Linked DNA regions of Homo sapiens: region 1 is linked to region 2. A link is an interaction called in ENCODE POLR2A ChIA-PET data of the cell type or tissue named here. Cell type or tissue: B cell. All regions are shown on one strand. Each heading gives the region's core, and the rest is flanking DNA. Links, peaks and the distances in the headings are about the cores only.

The links. Peaks named below come from ENCODE experiments on the same cell type or tissue, not always from the same donor. Only the 100,000 strongest peaks of a DNase experiment are listed, where the experiment ranks them.
Region 1: POLR2A ChIA-PET joins it to region 2 with 5 read pairs; 2 of 35 experiments call an interaction of 5 or more read pairs at or near these places.

Annotation. Positions count from the first base shown.
Region 1 is chr17:28,665,539-28,672,998 of GRCh38, forward strand. The region is part of intron 1 of SUPT6H (SPT6 homolog, histone chaperone and transcription elongation factor); the gene reads left to right. Among named protein-coding and RNA genes, the nearest start is that of SUPT6H, 7.1 kb to the left of the region's middle. In B cell, for the core only: no CTCF peak of the experiment used is centred there; no DNase peak of the experiment used is centred there.
Region 2 is chr17:28,868,258-28,875,979 of GRCh38, forward strand. No RefSeq gene overlaps it. Among named protein-coding and RNA genes, the nearest start is that of MIR4732, 10 kb to the left of the region's middle. RefSeq lists an enhancer at 3,310-3,379. In B cell, for the core only: no CTCF peak of the experiment used is centred there; a DNase peak (open chromatin) is centred at 3,124; H3K27ac peaks cover 1,618 bases.

The DNA.
Region 1 (7,460 bases), core at 1,334-6,333, 200 kb before region 2:
CCTGAGGTCAGGAGCTCGAGCCCAGGCTGGCCAACATGGTGAAACCCCGTCTCTGTTAAAGATACAAAGAAAAAATTAGCTGGACGTGGTGGTGGGTGCCTGTAATCCCAGCTACTTGGGAGGCTGAGGCAGGAGAATTGCTTGAACCTGGGAGGCGGAGGTTGCAGTGAGCTGAGATCGTGCCACTACACTCCAAGCCTGGGCAATGGAGCGAGACTCTGTCTCAAAAAAACGTATATGTATATGTATATGTATTTGTCCTAGCTACCTGGGAGGCTGAGGTGAGATTATGGCTTGAGCCCAGGAGGTGGAGGCTGCAGTGAGATGTAATCACACCACTGCACTCCAGTCTGGGTGACAGAGCAGGACCCCATCTCAGAAAATAATAAGTTTTTGTTGGATTAGCAAGTAGATTAAGTTCAGTTCTACATTTAAAACCCTGCAATGGCTTCCCAGTGCCTAGATCCTTATGACTTCTCCAACCCTTATGAACCATTCTTCCTCTCCTGGGCCTTCTCTGTACCTGCCACAGTACACGTGTTGTGCTAGAAGCACACGTCTCTGACATCACTCCCCAAACCATCTCCAAAGAAGCCAGCTCCTCTGCTGAACTAATTCCTCCTTACTCTTAAGGTCTTTGTTTAAAGTCACTTCCTCAAAACCAGGTTAGGTTGTCTTATTACAGGATCCCATGCTATTCTTATCATCAATTCTCTAAATCAGGGGTCACAAACTAAGGCCTGTGAGCCAAATAAGGTCACCCCCATTCATTTACATGTTATGTATGCTGTGCTACAGTGGCAGATTTGGCCCTATAGAGAAAAGGAAAGGTTTGCCAACCCCTGTGCTAGAGCAGGAACTATGCGCTCCTCAATGTGTGTACCACAAGGTTCAGTAACTGTTAATCTCTCTTTGTGTTGCAGGGGTTCTGAATCTGGTTACATATTTCAGTTGTACTCTTCTTTAGCCCTTACCCTGTTTCTCTAAAGAAATGTGGAAAGAAAAGGAATACTTTTTTTTTTTTTTTTTTTGAGACGGAGTCTCGCTCTGTCACCTTGGCTGGAGTGCAATGGCATGATCTCGACTCACTGCAAGCTCTGACTCCCACGTTCAAGCGATTCTCCTGCCTCAGCCTCCTGAGTAGCTGGGATTACAGGCGTGCACCACCACACCCGGCTAATTTTTGTATTTTTAGTGGAGACAGGGTTTCATCATGCTGGCCAGGCTGGTCTCGAGCGTCTGACCTGACCTGAAGTGATCAGCCTGCCTCAGCCTCCCAAAGTGCTGGCATTATAGGCGTGAGCCACCGCGCCCAGCCGAATAAATAATATTTTTAAATGAACAAAATTAACTTTTTCTGTATTTTAACATCTTGACTTCATGTAATTAGGTTTTCAGGGTTTTTTTAATTACAAAGCCTTCTGAATTCCAGATTTAAAAGGACTTAAGTAGACTCTAAATACTTTTATCTATTAAACTTTTAGGTTTTGAAATTCCAAATTGGATATTCACTTATGGATACCTTTGGAATAGTCCTAGTCCCTTGCCCATAAAATATAGGATACAAGTGTAATCCCAGCACTATGAGAGGCTGAGACGGGCGGATCACAAGGTCAGGAGATTGAGACTATCCTGGCTAACACGGTGAAACCCCGTCTCTACTAAAAATACAAAAAAAAAAAAATAGCTGGGCGTGGTGGTGGGCACCTGTAGTCCCAGCTGCTTGGGAGGTTGAGGCAGGAGAATGGCGTGACCCCAGGAGGCGGAGCTTGCAGTGAGCCCAGATCATGCCACTGCACTCCAGCCTGGGTAACTGAGCAAGACTCCGTCTCAAAAAAAAAAAAAAAAAAAAAAAAGTGTGTGTGTGTATATATATATATATATATATATATATATATGTATGTGTGTGTGTATACATATGTATGTATATGTGTATATATGTGTGTGTATATATGTATATGTGTATATATATATAAATACGTGTGTGTGTGTGTGTTTTATATATATATATGTATATATGATACAAGACAACATGGAATGTCTTGTAGCTTAAACTCCACCCTAGACTTCTGGGGCTGTTCTCCAGAGCACCACGCCTAAATGTTTGCTCATGTTGCCTTTTTCCAGACTGTTTTCTTAAATCCTCTTTTATTCAGGCATCACCTTTTCTCAGATATTCCCCAACCTTCCCATTGCTCTCATAGTCCAGTTATATAACTTAACATAACCCTATTGTGCTTTGTCATAACGTTATTAACAAGTTTTTTGAGATAGATTGTGAACTCCACCAAGACTGTGAACTCCACCGGGGTAGGAAGCATATTTTACTCATTTTTATATACACAAGTCCCAGCACAGAGCTTGACTCTAAAAAAAAAAAACCCAGCAAATGTTAATTGAAGCTGCAAAGTGGAAGGAATTAACAGACTAGATCTCTTTTCACTCTGGTCTCCTCTTAATTGCCTACTACAACTTCTTGTTCAAAGGGAGGGACTGCAGAGGGCCTCCCTTGTGGCAATCTGATCCCAGTTCCATTCCTCTTCCAGCGAATGTCATGGTAACCACCAGCCTCTCCCATTGAGCCACATCTTGTTCTGCAGCTGTGCTTCTGACTAGAGAAACCTCTCCCTCCATCTCCCCACTGCCCTTCTAGACCTATTCCAGTTGCAAATTTAACTTACAGTGTGAGTATGGGGAAAATTTTAAGAGCATAAGTGCTAAATACAACATCCAAACTACATCAGGCTCATCATAGATACCATGTATTAATAATAATCATACACAAATAAATACATTAGTGTCTTTATTCTAGAGTAGTTCCCGCTTGTCAGTCTCAGACTGCAGTGCTACTGCAGTCTGCACATCTAGCTCCTGCAAGTTGCAGCAAGTCAGAATTGCTTCTGGCACACCTCTTATAACTGGAAGTCTTGGTATTGAGCTAGATTGGAGGCATTCCCCAGCTATAGCATAGTGTGTGCTTTATTGCTAACCTAGGCGATGGGAAGAAAGAGAACACAGCTATCTTTCCAAGCTGTGTGCAGCATGGAGCACCAGCTGCCCTTGAGACAGAAGAAAGCTGTTGTTTTCATCAGGTAGGCTGTGTGTTTCTCTGTTAAGTAGGCTGAGGGGCATCTGGTCTGCAGGAGCTGGCATTTAATTTGAAGATGTTGAGGCCTTAAAAGATTGAACTTGTGGGTCTGATAGCCTAATTAGAACAAGCTATGTGTGGGGGCTGCCGTACTCAAATCTGTTTTTAATGGCTCAGTTCAGGGCTGAGGGGGAGCAATGTCAAAATTAAAATTAGAGCTCTAGATTTAATTGGCAGAAGTTTAAGACTTTCACTTTTGGCAGTGCTCAAGCTAAATGACCTTAAGGATAGAGATCTTGGGGTCATGGGGGAGCATCACCCTAACCCCTAGGCTTACTATACCGCATCTCTTTAGGGTCTTTACAGTCACTCCTCAACTTTTTGGACTCAGGACCCCTTTATACTCTTAAAACTTATTTAGGACTTCAAAGACATTTTGTTTATGTGAGTTATATCCTTTGATATTTACCAGATTCGAAATTAAAACTCAGTGAGACATTTAAAAATATTTATTGATTTATTTTAAAGTAGTAAACAATAATACTTTTTATGAATAACAGTAGTTTTTTGGGTTTTTTTGTTTGTTTGTTTGTTTTGAGACGGAGTCTCACTGTCGGTGCAGTAGCACCATCTTGGCTCACTGCAACCTCTGCCTTCCAGGTTCAAGCAATTCTCCTGCTTCAGCCTCCTGAATAGCTGGGACTACAGGCGCCTGCCACCATACCCAGCTAATTTTTCATTTTTAGTGGAGGCAGAGTTTCACCATGTTGGCCAGGCTGGTCTCAAACTGCTGACCTCAGGTGATCGGCCTGCCTCGGCCTGGGGTTACAGGCATGAGCCACAGCACTCGGCCGAATAATAATAGTTTTTAAAACAAAACATTTTAGTAAGAATGGACTGGGTGTGGTGGCTCACTCCTGTAATCCCAGAACTTTGGAAGGTCGAGGCAGGTGGATCACTTGAGCTCAGGAGTTCGAAACCAGCCTGGCTAACATGGTGAAACTTTGTCTTAAAAAATAAATGAATAGCCGGGCGTGGTGGCTCACGCCTGTAGTCCCAGCACTTTGGGAGGCCAAGGCAGGTGGATCACTTGAGGTCAGGAGTTCGAGACCAGCCTGGCCAATATGGCCAAACCCCATCTCTACTAAAAAAAACAAAAATTAGCTAGACGTGGTGGCGAGCGCCTGTAGTCCCACCTACTCGGGAGGCTGAGGCAAGAGAATCGCTTGAACCCAGGAGGCGGAGGTTGCAGCGAGCCAGGATCGTGCCATTGCACTTCATCCTGGGTGAGAGAGTAAGACTCTGTCTCAAAATAAGTAAATTAAGTAAGAATGACATTCTTTGTTTTTTAGTACAATGTTTTAATGTCTGCTCTAACAGAATACAGCTGTGTTCTCATATGTTTTTGCATTCAGTCTGTTGTGATAACCACATGTCCTATAACCTCTGGAAAACTCCACTCTATGCTCCTGAGAGAACAGAGGGACTGGCCCCTGGACCACGCCCTGAAAACTATTGATAGATGTGGTACTGTCAACCATGAAGAGTCAGACAGACCTCAGCACTTACAGATGATAGTTTTGTCACCTTGAACAAATGACTACATCTCTCTGAGTCTGTTTCCTCCTCTGTTGAGAGAGAAGTGTGCTGTAACTCATAGGACAGTGTAGGGATTAATAGAATACTTGTTCTCCTTGATAGGGACATAAAATAGTAGGGTATTTGTTAGTGTCTGGCACTTGGTAGGTGTGTAATAAGCATTATTCCTCAGGGTACTTTTTAAAAAATTGCTTAAAATACCCAAGAGAGACCCATATTATTTTGATTGGGTTTTGTGTGTGTGTTGTGAGTTTATTGTCCAGTTCTCTTCCTGTGCCTGTTCTGTGTGTCTATTGTAATATATAAAACGATTTTATGGTCCTTATTTTCATATTTCTATCTCTAGGAGACATTCAACTCCTTGAAAATGAACAATCCGGCCAGGCGCGGTGGCTCACGCCTGTAAATCCCAGCACTTTGGGAGGCCGAGGCGGGCAGATCACCTGAGGTCAGGAGTTCAAGACCAGCCTGACCAACATGGAGAAACCCCCTCTCTACTAAAAATGCAAAATTAGCCAGCATGGTGGTGCATGCCTGTAATCCCAGCTACTCGGGAGGCTGAGGCAGGAGAATCGCTTGAACCCAGGAGGTGGAGGTTGCGGTGAGCCGAGATCACGCCATTGCACTCCAGCCTGGGCAACAAGAGCGAAACTCCATCTCAAAAAAAAAAAAGAAAGAAAATGAACAATTCTCTTCAAATCCCCAGCTCTTAGCAGAGTATATGTACATTGTAGGCATTCAGTTAGGTTTGTGGAAAGAATGGCATCTGAAACCTCAACCGAAAATTGAACATTCCCCCTCCCTCCTATACCTTCAGTTTTGTTTTCTTGAGTTTAGTTAATCTCAAGTTCATTGGTTATAGTATTGATTGAGCTCCGTAAGGGCAATTTTGAGGAGAATTAGAGCCACAGAACTTAAGGCACCTTCAGGTAGCCATTAGCCACCCTTCTCTTCTCTCCCCTCCCACTGCCATCTTTAACTGGGAAGATGGCAGCAATATGAAAACGTAAGTAGTTTATTTAACAGACACTTAACAGTTGCTAATTTGTTAGCAGCTAATTTGTTGCTAATGTGTTGCAGCACACCTGAAGGGATATAGCTTTTCTGGTGCAGAATCACAGAGTGCCTTGTAATGCCTCTTGTATTGCCATTTATGTTTTCATGATTTTTATTAGTCTCTCTATTGGATATGTTCTTTATCTTCCAGAAGCTTGTAGTCTAAGTGAGAGAAAGGTACATGGGATATATCCCATAGACCATTTTACTGGATGGGGTGAGGAGTGATGCTGAGTGTGTCAGCAGCCAGCTTTAGGGTTCCACAATGGAATCTTGTTGTGATGATGTGTGCTGTTTTTTAAGTCCTACTCAAGGCCCATCAAGCTCCATGTTACGGTTCTTGAAGATCCCTACTGTCGTTTCCAGGCTTTGGATGAGTCTGAAAGCAGGGAAGTAGAAGATAAAGTTGGGGTTGGTTGGTACAGAATTACAGAATGCTAAGGAAAATTAGGCTCAGGATTCAAATTCAAACTCAGGTTAACCCATCTTGAAACAATAGGTTCTTTCCCCTATGTCATGTAATATTCTCAACTATCCTGTAAGGTAGGTAGCGCTATTACCATTTTCCAGGTTAAGAAAGTGATATTCAGGCATGTCCAATAATTTGCTTAAGTTTATGTTTAGCCCGTAGGGTATGAAACCAGGATTTGATTTCTACTCTTGAGCCCAGCAGTCTTTCCATTTAACCATGTTGCATTTATTTTGTAGGACATGGAAGCCTTTCAAGATTTTTTGCCTGCAAGGGGAGTAAATGATAAAACTAGGCCCTTTTTGGACCCAAATGCTCCCAACCAGTACTCACACAAATTGGCTCAAGTTCATGAAGTATTTGTGTGTTTAATCTATTGAAAAGAGATTTTGCTTTTGACTTTGCTAATAAGTATGAATAGTGTATGTAAACATATGAAAGCACCTTTTATAAAGTTGGCACTTATTGTTTCCAAGCCTCCTAGAAGCAGATCACATAATCTCACTCTACCACCATATCCCCACTTAATTGTCCCTACATTAGTTTCTTTCCTCATTTGCCCATTCCTGTCTTCAAATGGTAAGTGAGGTAAAACTTTGGGGAAGAGAGATGATACATATACAAGTCTGGTATAATTGCCTTCTTTTTCTTTTTTTCTTTTCTTTTTTTTTCTTTTTTTTCGAGGCAGATTTTGCTCTTGTTGCCCAGGCTGGAGTGCAGTGGTGCAATCTCAGCTCACTGCAACCTCCACCTCCCGGGGTCAAACCATTCTCCTGCCTAAGCCTCCAGAGTAACTGGGATTACAGGCACCTGCCACCATACCCGGATAATTTTTGTATTTTTAGTAGAGACGGGGTTTCACCATGTTGGCCAAGCTGGTCTCGAACTCCTGACCTCAGGTGATCCACCTGCCTTGGCCTCCCTAAGTGCTGGGGTTATAGGAGTGAGCTACCACGCCTGGCCTAATGGCTTTTTTTTTTAAGACAGAGTCTCACTCTCTCGCCAGGCTGGAATGCAGTGGCGCAATCTGCAACCTCCACCTTCCGGATTCAAGAGATTCTCCTGCCTCAGCCTCCTGAGTAGCCTGGCTTTTGCCTTCTTTTTGAAAGTACGTATGAGGCCGGGTGCGGTGGCTCACGCCTGTAATCCCAGCACCTTGGGAGGCCAAGGTGGGCAGATCACCTGAGTTCAGAAGTTCAAGACCAGCCTGGCCAACGTGTTGAAACCACATCTCTTCTAAGAGTACAA
Region 2 (7,722 bases), core at 1,130-6,129:
CTGCCTCACAAGATCCTTCAGAAGATTCAGTAAAATCTAGCTGGGCACGGTGGCTCACACTTGTAATCTTAGTACTTTGGGAGGCCAAGGTGGGTGGATCACTTGAAGTTAGGAGTTGGAGACCAGCCTGTTCAACGTGGCAAAACCCTGCCTCTACTAAAAATACAAAAAAAGGTCGCTGGGTGTGCTGGCAGGCACCTGTAATCCCAGCTACTCAAGAGGCTGAGGCAGGAGAATCACTTGAACCTGGGAGGCGGAGGCTGCATTGAGCTGAGATTGCGTCGCTGTACTCCAGCCAGGGCGACAGAGTGAAACTCCATCTCAAAACAACAGCAAACAAACAAACAAGATTCAGTGAAATCGTGTAAGAAAGCCCCTGAATGATGCAAGGATTCCTTCTGTGTTTCTACTTATGCAGGCAGACTCCACTCATCTATCGGACCTCTTTTTTTTTTTTTTTTCCAGAGACTGGAGTGCAGTGGTACAATCACAGCACGTTGCAACCTTGAATTCCTGGACTCAAGGAATCCTCCTGCCTCAGTCCCCCAAGTAGCTGGGACTGCAGGCCCATACCACCACACCCAGGAAAAAATTTGTTTTCTCGCTCTGTCGCCCAGGCTGAAATGCAGTGGCACAGTCTTGGCTTAATGCAGCCTCTGCCTCTGGGTTCAAGAGATTCTCCTGCCTCAGCTCCCGAGTAGCTGGGATTACAGGCATGCACCACTCCTGGCTAATTATTTTTTGTATTTTTAGTAGAAACGGGGTTTCACCATGTTGGCCAGGCTGGTCTCAAATTTCTGACCTCCAGTGATCTGCCTACCTTGGCCTCCCAAAGTACTGGGATTACAGGCATGAGCCTGTACGTGAGCACCCGGCTCCACGTATTTTTTTTTTTTTTTTTTTGAGAGGGTGTCTTGCTCTGTTCCACAGGCTGGAGTGCAGTGGTGCAATCTCGGCTCACTGCAACCTCCATCTTCCGGGTTCAAGCAATTCTCTGTCTCAGCCTCCTGAGCAGCTGGGATTACAGGTGTCCGCCACCACGCCTGGCTAATTTTTGTATTTTTAGTAGAGATGGGGTTTCACCATCTTGTCCAGGCTGGTCTTGAACTCCAGACCTCGTGATACACCCGCCTTGGCCTCCCAAAGTGCTGGGATTACAGGCATGAGCCACCACGCCTGGCCTGGCTCCAGGTACAGGTAATATATATATATATTTTAAGACCGAGTCTCGCTCTGTAGCCAGGCTGGAGTGCAGTGGCGTGATTTGGGCTCACTGCAACCTCTGTGTCCTGGGTTCAAGCTATTCTCCTGCCTCAGCCTCCCAAGTAGCTGTAACTATAGGCGTGTGCCACCACACCCAGCTAATTTTTGTATTTGTATTTATTATTTTTTTTTGAGACGGAGTTTCGCTCTTGTCACCCAGGCTGGAGTGCAGTGGCACGATCTTGGCTCACCACAACCTCCTCCTCCCATGTCCAAGTGATTCTCCTGCCTCAGCCTCCAGAGTAGCTGGGATTATCCGCACGTGCCACCACGCCCAGCTAATTTTGTATTTTTAGTACAGTCGGGGTTTCTCCATGTTGGTCAGGCTGGTCTTGAGCTCTCGACTTCAGGTGATCCACCCACCTCGGCCTCCCAAAGTGCTGGGATTACAGGCGTGAGCCACTGTTCCCGGCCCTAATTTTTGTGTTTTTAGTAGAGATGGGGTTTTACCATGTTGGGCAGGATGATCTCTATCTCTTGACCTCATGATCTGCCCACTTCGGCCTCCCAAAGTGCTGGGATTACGGGCGTCAGCCACCGCGCCCGGCTCCAGGTAATTTTAAAACAAAATTTTTGTAGAAGCCTGGTGTGGTGGTTCATGCCTATAATCCCAGCTCTTTGGGAGGCTGAGGCGAGTGGATTGCTTGAGGCCAGGAGTTGGAGACCAGCCTAGGCAACATGACAAAATCCATCTCTACATAAAATACAAAAATTAGCCTGGTGTGGTGGCATGTACCTGTAGTTCCAGCTACTCAGAAGGCTAAGGTGGGAGGATCGCTTGAGCCTGGGAGGTTGAAGCTGCAGTGAGCCGTGATCGCACCACTGCACTTCAGCCTGGGTGACAGAGTGAGACCCTGTCTTAAAAAAATTTTTTTAGGGCCAGGCGCAGTGGCTCAGGCCTGTAATCCCAGTACTTTGGGAGGCCAAGGTGGGTGGATCACGAGGTCAGCAGTTCGAGACTATCCTGACCAATGCGGTGAAACCCCGTCTCTACTAAAAATACAAAAAAATTAGCTGGGCATGGTGGTGGGCACCTGTAATCCCAGCTACTTGGGAGGCTGAGGCAGGAGAATCTCTTCAAACCAGAAGGTGGAGGTTGCAGTGAGCCAAGGCTGGACCACTGCACTCTAGCCTGGGCAACGAGAGCAAAACTCCATCTCAGAAAAAAAAATTTTTTTTTTTAAATAGAGATAGAGGCCAGGCACAGTGGCATACGCCTATAATCCTAGCACTTTGGGAGGCCGAAGCAGGCAAATCACTTGAGGTCAGGAGTTCAAGACCAGCTTGGCCAACGTGGTGAAACCGTGTCTCTACCAAAAATAGAAAAATTAGCTGGGCATGGTGGCAGGCGCCTGTAATCTCAGCTACTCGGGAGGCTGAGACAGGAGAATTGCTGGAACCTGGGAGGCGGAGGTTGCAGTGAGCCGAGATCACGCCACTGCACTCCAACCCAGGCTGACAACAGTGACCAAAAAAAAAAAATAGAGATGGGGGTTCTCACTGTGCAACCCAGCCTGATCTCAAACTCCTGGCCTCAAGCAAACCTCCCACCTCAGCCCTTAAAAGTTCTGGGATTACAGGCATGAGCCACCATGCCTAGTCATCTAATCCCTTGTTTAGCCTCTTCCACACACTGCTCTTGGGCAGCTGCAATCCAGCAACAATCCCCTCTCCTTTCTCTGACCTCCTGCAGTTTATGAGCCAAGCCTTCTCATGAAGCTCACTTGTCCTGAAATCACAGGCCCATGTTTGGCTTGAACCAGAGCTTTCGCCTTCACAGTTCAGGGGTTGTACATTAGGGTTCTTGCTTCCTGTCTAGGAGTACTGAGAGCTAGCAGGAAATAAGCACAGCTTCTGACTGACTTGTCAGAGTCCGGGCTCCACCACACTACCGCTGAGTGATTCTGGCCCCTGCACCTGATCTTAGAGTCTTGGCTTCCTCAACAGTAAAATGGGGTTCAGGCCAGGTTCAGTGGCTCATGCCTGTAATCCCAGCAGTTTGAAGGCCGTGGTGGGCGGATCCCTTGAGGTCAGGAGTTTGAGACCAGCCTGGACGACATGGCGAAACCCTGTCTCTACTAAAAATACAAAAATTAGCCACGCGTGGTGGTAGGCGCCTGTAATCCCAGCTACTCGAGAGGCTGAGGGAGGAGAATCTCTTGAACCTAGGAGGCAGAAGTTGCAGTGAGCCGAGATAGTGCCATTACACTCCAGGCTGGGTGACAGAGTGAGACTCTGTTTCAAAAAAAAAAAAAAAAAAGGCCGAGCGCGGTGGTTCACACCTATAATCCCAGCACTTTGGGAGCTTGAGGCGGGCAGATCACGAGGTCAGGAGTTCGAGACCAGCCTGACCAACATGGTGAAACTCCATCTCTACTAAAAATACAAAAATTAGCTGGGCTTGTTGGCACAGGCCTGTAATCCCAGCTACTGAGGAGGCTGAGGCAGGAGAATTGCTTGAAACCGGGGAGGCGGAGGTTGCAGTGAGCCGAGATCGTGCCACTGCACTCCAGCCTGGGCGACAGAGCAAGATTCTGTCTCAAAAAAAAGGGGTTCAAATGCTTTCTTTTCCATGCTGGTGAAGATGAAATGAGACAGTGAAGGTGGATAGTTCTAACCTAGAGCCTGGCACATGAACAACAGGAGCTCAACAGATGCCAAGCTCCTTCCTTCCTGGCTTTGCAGTGGGCTTTCCCTGTTTACTCTCTCCAACGGGGCATACACCTGTGGGCGCTCGTGCTCACTCATACCCGTGCACGTACACGTGATAGTGTCCCCCTTGCACCCCTGTTGAGACACATACTGAGTCAGAAATGGAAATTTTCCTCTCAACACCTCCCTAACTCTATTCATCAGCTTCCAGTTCCTATTCTCTGGGTCAGTGGGGACTCTCAAGTCCAGACTTGGGCCATGACCTTTCCAGTCTCCTGGTACAGTTCTTTCTTTTTTTTTTCTTTCTTTTTTTTTTTTTTTTGAGACGGAGTCTGGCTTTGTCCCCCAGGCTGGAGTGTAGTGGTGTGATCTCGGCTCACTGCAAGCTCCACTTCCCAGGTTCACACCATTCTCCTGCCTCAGCCTCCCGAGTAGCTGGAACTACAGGTGCCCGACACCACGCCCGGCTAATTTTTGTATTTTTAGTAGAGATGGGGTTTCACCGTGTTAGCCAGGATGGTCTTGATCTCCTGACCTCGTGATCCGCCTGCCTCGGCCTCCCAAAGTGCTGGGATTACAGGCGTGAGCCACTGCGCCCAGCCAGGTACAGTTCTAAAGGTGGCTGTTGAGTGGAGCCTGAGTGTCCCTACTGCCTCAAATCCTTCCCGCCATCAGCCAGGCCTTTACATTCCTCCCTCCCTGCCAGGACAACCTGTTTGCTTCACAGCTGCTGTGGAAAAGATAGGCAGCCTGGATTATCAAGACAGACAAGGCTCCTTGCTGACAGTTCCCACCCACCCAGAGGCAAGCGTTCCTGAGCCCTTAACCCCCTCTGTGCTGGGCCTTCAGGCCTAGGGACTGGGCACAGCAGGGAAGATGGGCAGGCCTGGTACCCTCTATATCGAATTCCTAAGGCTGGTGGGGTCATGAGCACAACAGGGTAGGAAACAGCATCACCTGCACACTCCAGGTGCCCATTCTATATACTAAGCCCTTTCCTTCCTGGGTTCATGGAAGTTCATGGTAAACAGGGCCTTAGCAGGCCTCTGAAGGCTCAGGCAGAATGCTCTATACTCTCCACTCTCTCTTCCTGAGGCTGGTTCCAGGCTCTGGGGACAGAGGCCTGGCTTTCTCCATTCCAGGGGTCCACTGGCATTAGTACAGGTGCTGAGGCATCCCCTCCTCACTCCCTACCCCCACATCATTGCCCCTTCCTCCTCTCCAGCACCCTTCAGATCTCTTTCAGCAAGGCCCCTCTCATCTTCTTGCTGAAGTCAGTGTCCCTGACACTAAGGCCAACCTGGACCATCTCCTAGTTGGGTCTCATTGCAGCCACTCAGGCCTCCTTTTCCTGAAGGTCAACAGGAAGCAGTGAAAAGACCAGTAGTGGGCCAGGCATGGTGGCTCATGCCTGTAATCCCAGCACTTTGGGAGGCTGAGGCAGGTGGATTGCTTGAGCCTCAGGAGTTCGAGACCAGCCTGGGCAACATGGTGAAACCCCATCTCTACTAAAAATACAAAAATTAGCCAGGCGGTGGTATGCAATTGTAGTCTCAGCTACTTGGGAGGCTGAGGCAGAAGAATCGCTTGAACCTGGGAGGTGGAGGTTGCAGTGAGCCGAGATAGTGCCACTGCACTCCAGCCCAGCAGAGCGGGACTCCATCTCAAAAAACAAACAAACAAACAAAAATTAGCCAGGTATGGTGGTGCATGTCTGTAGTCCCAGCTACTCAGGAGGCTGAGGTAGGAGGTTCACTTGAGCTTAGGGAAGTCAAAGCTGCAGTAAGTCGTGATGGTGCCACTGCATTCCAGCCTAGGCGACAGAGAGAGACTATCTCTCTATCTTGAAAAAAAAAAAGTCTGCTCCCTCAAATGTTTTTCCCATTTCAGTAAATAACAACTCCGTTCTTCCGTTCTTCCAGATGGGACGAAGATCTTGGAGGCAATTTATTTTCTTTTTTTGGACATGTTCCAGATTTTGATCTTCACGCTGGTTAGAAAGGTATATGCATTTATGAAATTTTATTATATGTAAAATTCACAAGATTTGTACCCCTTTCGCTATGTAAGTTATACTTCCAATTTAAAAGCAACCACTCAATTCCCTATTTTCTATGTATTAATCACAATTTTTTTTGTTTTGTTTTTTGAGACAGGGTCTTGCTCTGTCACCCAGGGCAAAATGCAGTCACCCAGGGCAAAATGCAGTGGCATGAACATGGTGTGTCCAGAATTGGTGGGTTCTTGGTCTCATTGACTTCAAGAATGAAGCTGCAGACCCTCGCAGTGAGTGTTACAGTTCTTAAAGATGGTGTGTCCGGAGTTTGTTCCTTCTGATGTTTGGACGTGTTCGGAGTTTCTTCCTTCTGGTGGGTTCATGGTCTGGCTGGCTTCAAGAGTGAAGCTGCAGACCTTCGCAGTAAGTGTTACAGCTCTTAGGGCGGCACGTCTGGAGTTATTGGTTCCTCCCGTCCGGAGTTGTTCATTCCTCCCGGTGGGTTCGTGGTCTTGCTGGCCTCAGGAGTGAAGCTGCAGACCTTCGCAGTGATTGTTACAGCTCATAAAGGCAGTGCGGACCCAAAGAGTGAGCAGCAGCAAGATTTATTGCAGAGTGAAAGAACAAAGCTTCCACAGTGTGGAAGGGGACCTAGCGGCTTGCCCGCAATTTATTTTCTTAATTAACTTTTTGCTGAAGTAGAACATATATTCAAAAAGTGCATGACTCATAAGTGAATTATCACAAAGTGAACACACCCATGTAATCACCATCCAGGTCAAGAAACAGGACATTCTCAGGGGGCTCCTGTGCCCTCTATTTCTGTCTCTTCTTCCCCAAAGGTGACCTTTAGCTGATCTAATGTCATAGATTAGCTTTGCCTGCTTTTTGGACTTTATATGGAATGATACAATCTATATTATTATTATTATTATTTTTTGAGATGGAGTCTCGCTCTGTTGCCCAGGCTGGAGTGCAATGGTGTGATCTCAGCTCACTGCAACCTTTGCCTCCCGGGTTCAAGCAATTCTCCTGCCTCAGTTTCCCAAGTAGCTGGGACTACAGATGTGCGCCACCACGCCCAGGTAATTTTTGTATTTTTAGTAGAGACGGGGTTTCACTATATGTTGGCCTGGCTGGTCTCGAACTCCTGACCTCAGGCAGTCCACCCGCCTCAGCCTCCCAAAGTGCTGGGATTACAGGCGTGAGCCACCATACCCGTCTATTATTATTTTTGGGACAGGGTCTCACTGTGTCTCCCAGGCTGGAGTGCAATGGTGCAATCTTGACTCACTGCAGCCTCAACTCAACGTCCCGGGCTGAAGCAATCCTCCCACCCCAGCCTCCCGAGTAGCTGGGACTATAGGTGCAAACCACCATGCCCAGTTAATTTTTTTTTTTTGTATCTTTTGTGGAGACAGGGTTTTGCCACACACTCAAGCAATCTGCAATCTGCCCACCTCATCCTCTCAAAGTGCTGGGATTACAGGTGTGAACCACCGCACCCAGCCCATGTCTGGCTTCTTTCACTCAACATTACGTTTGCAAGATTTATTCAAGTATTTGCATGTAGCAGTAGTTCATTTGTTTTTATTACTGCATAGTATTCAATTTCATGAATATGATACACATTTTTCATTCTACCATTGATGAACATTTGAGTTGTTTGAATTTGGGGGCCATTATTCATAATGCTGCTGTGAGTATTCTTGTACCCATATGTATGTATATTGCTGTTGGAGTGAGATGGTTGGGTCAAAGGGTATGCTTTTGTTCAGCTGTAGTAGATTCTGTCAAACAGGTTTCCAAAG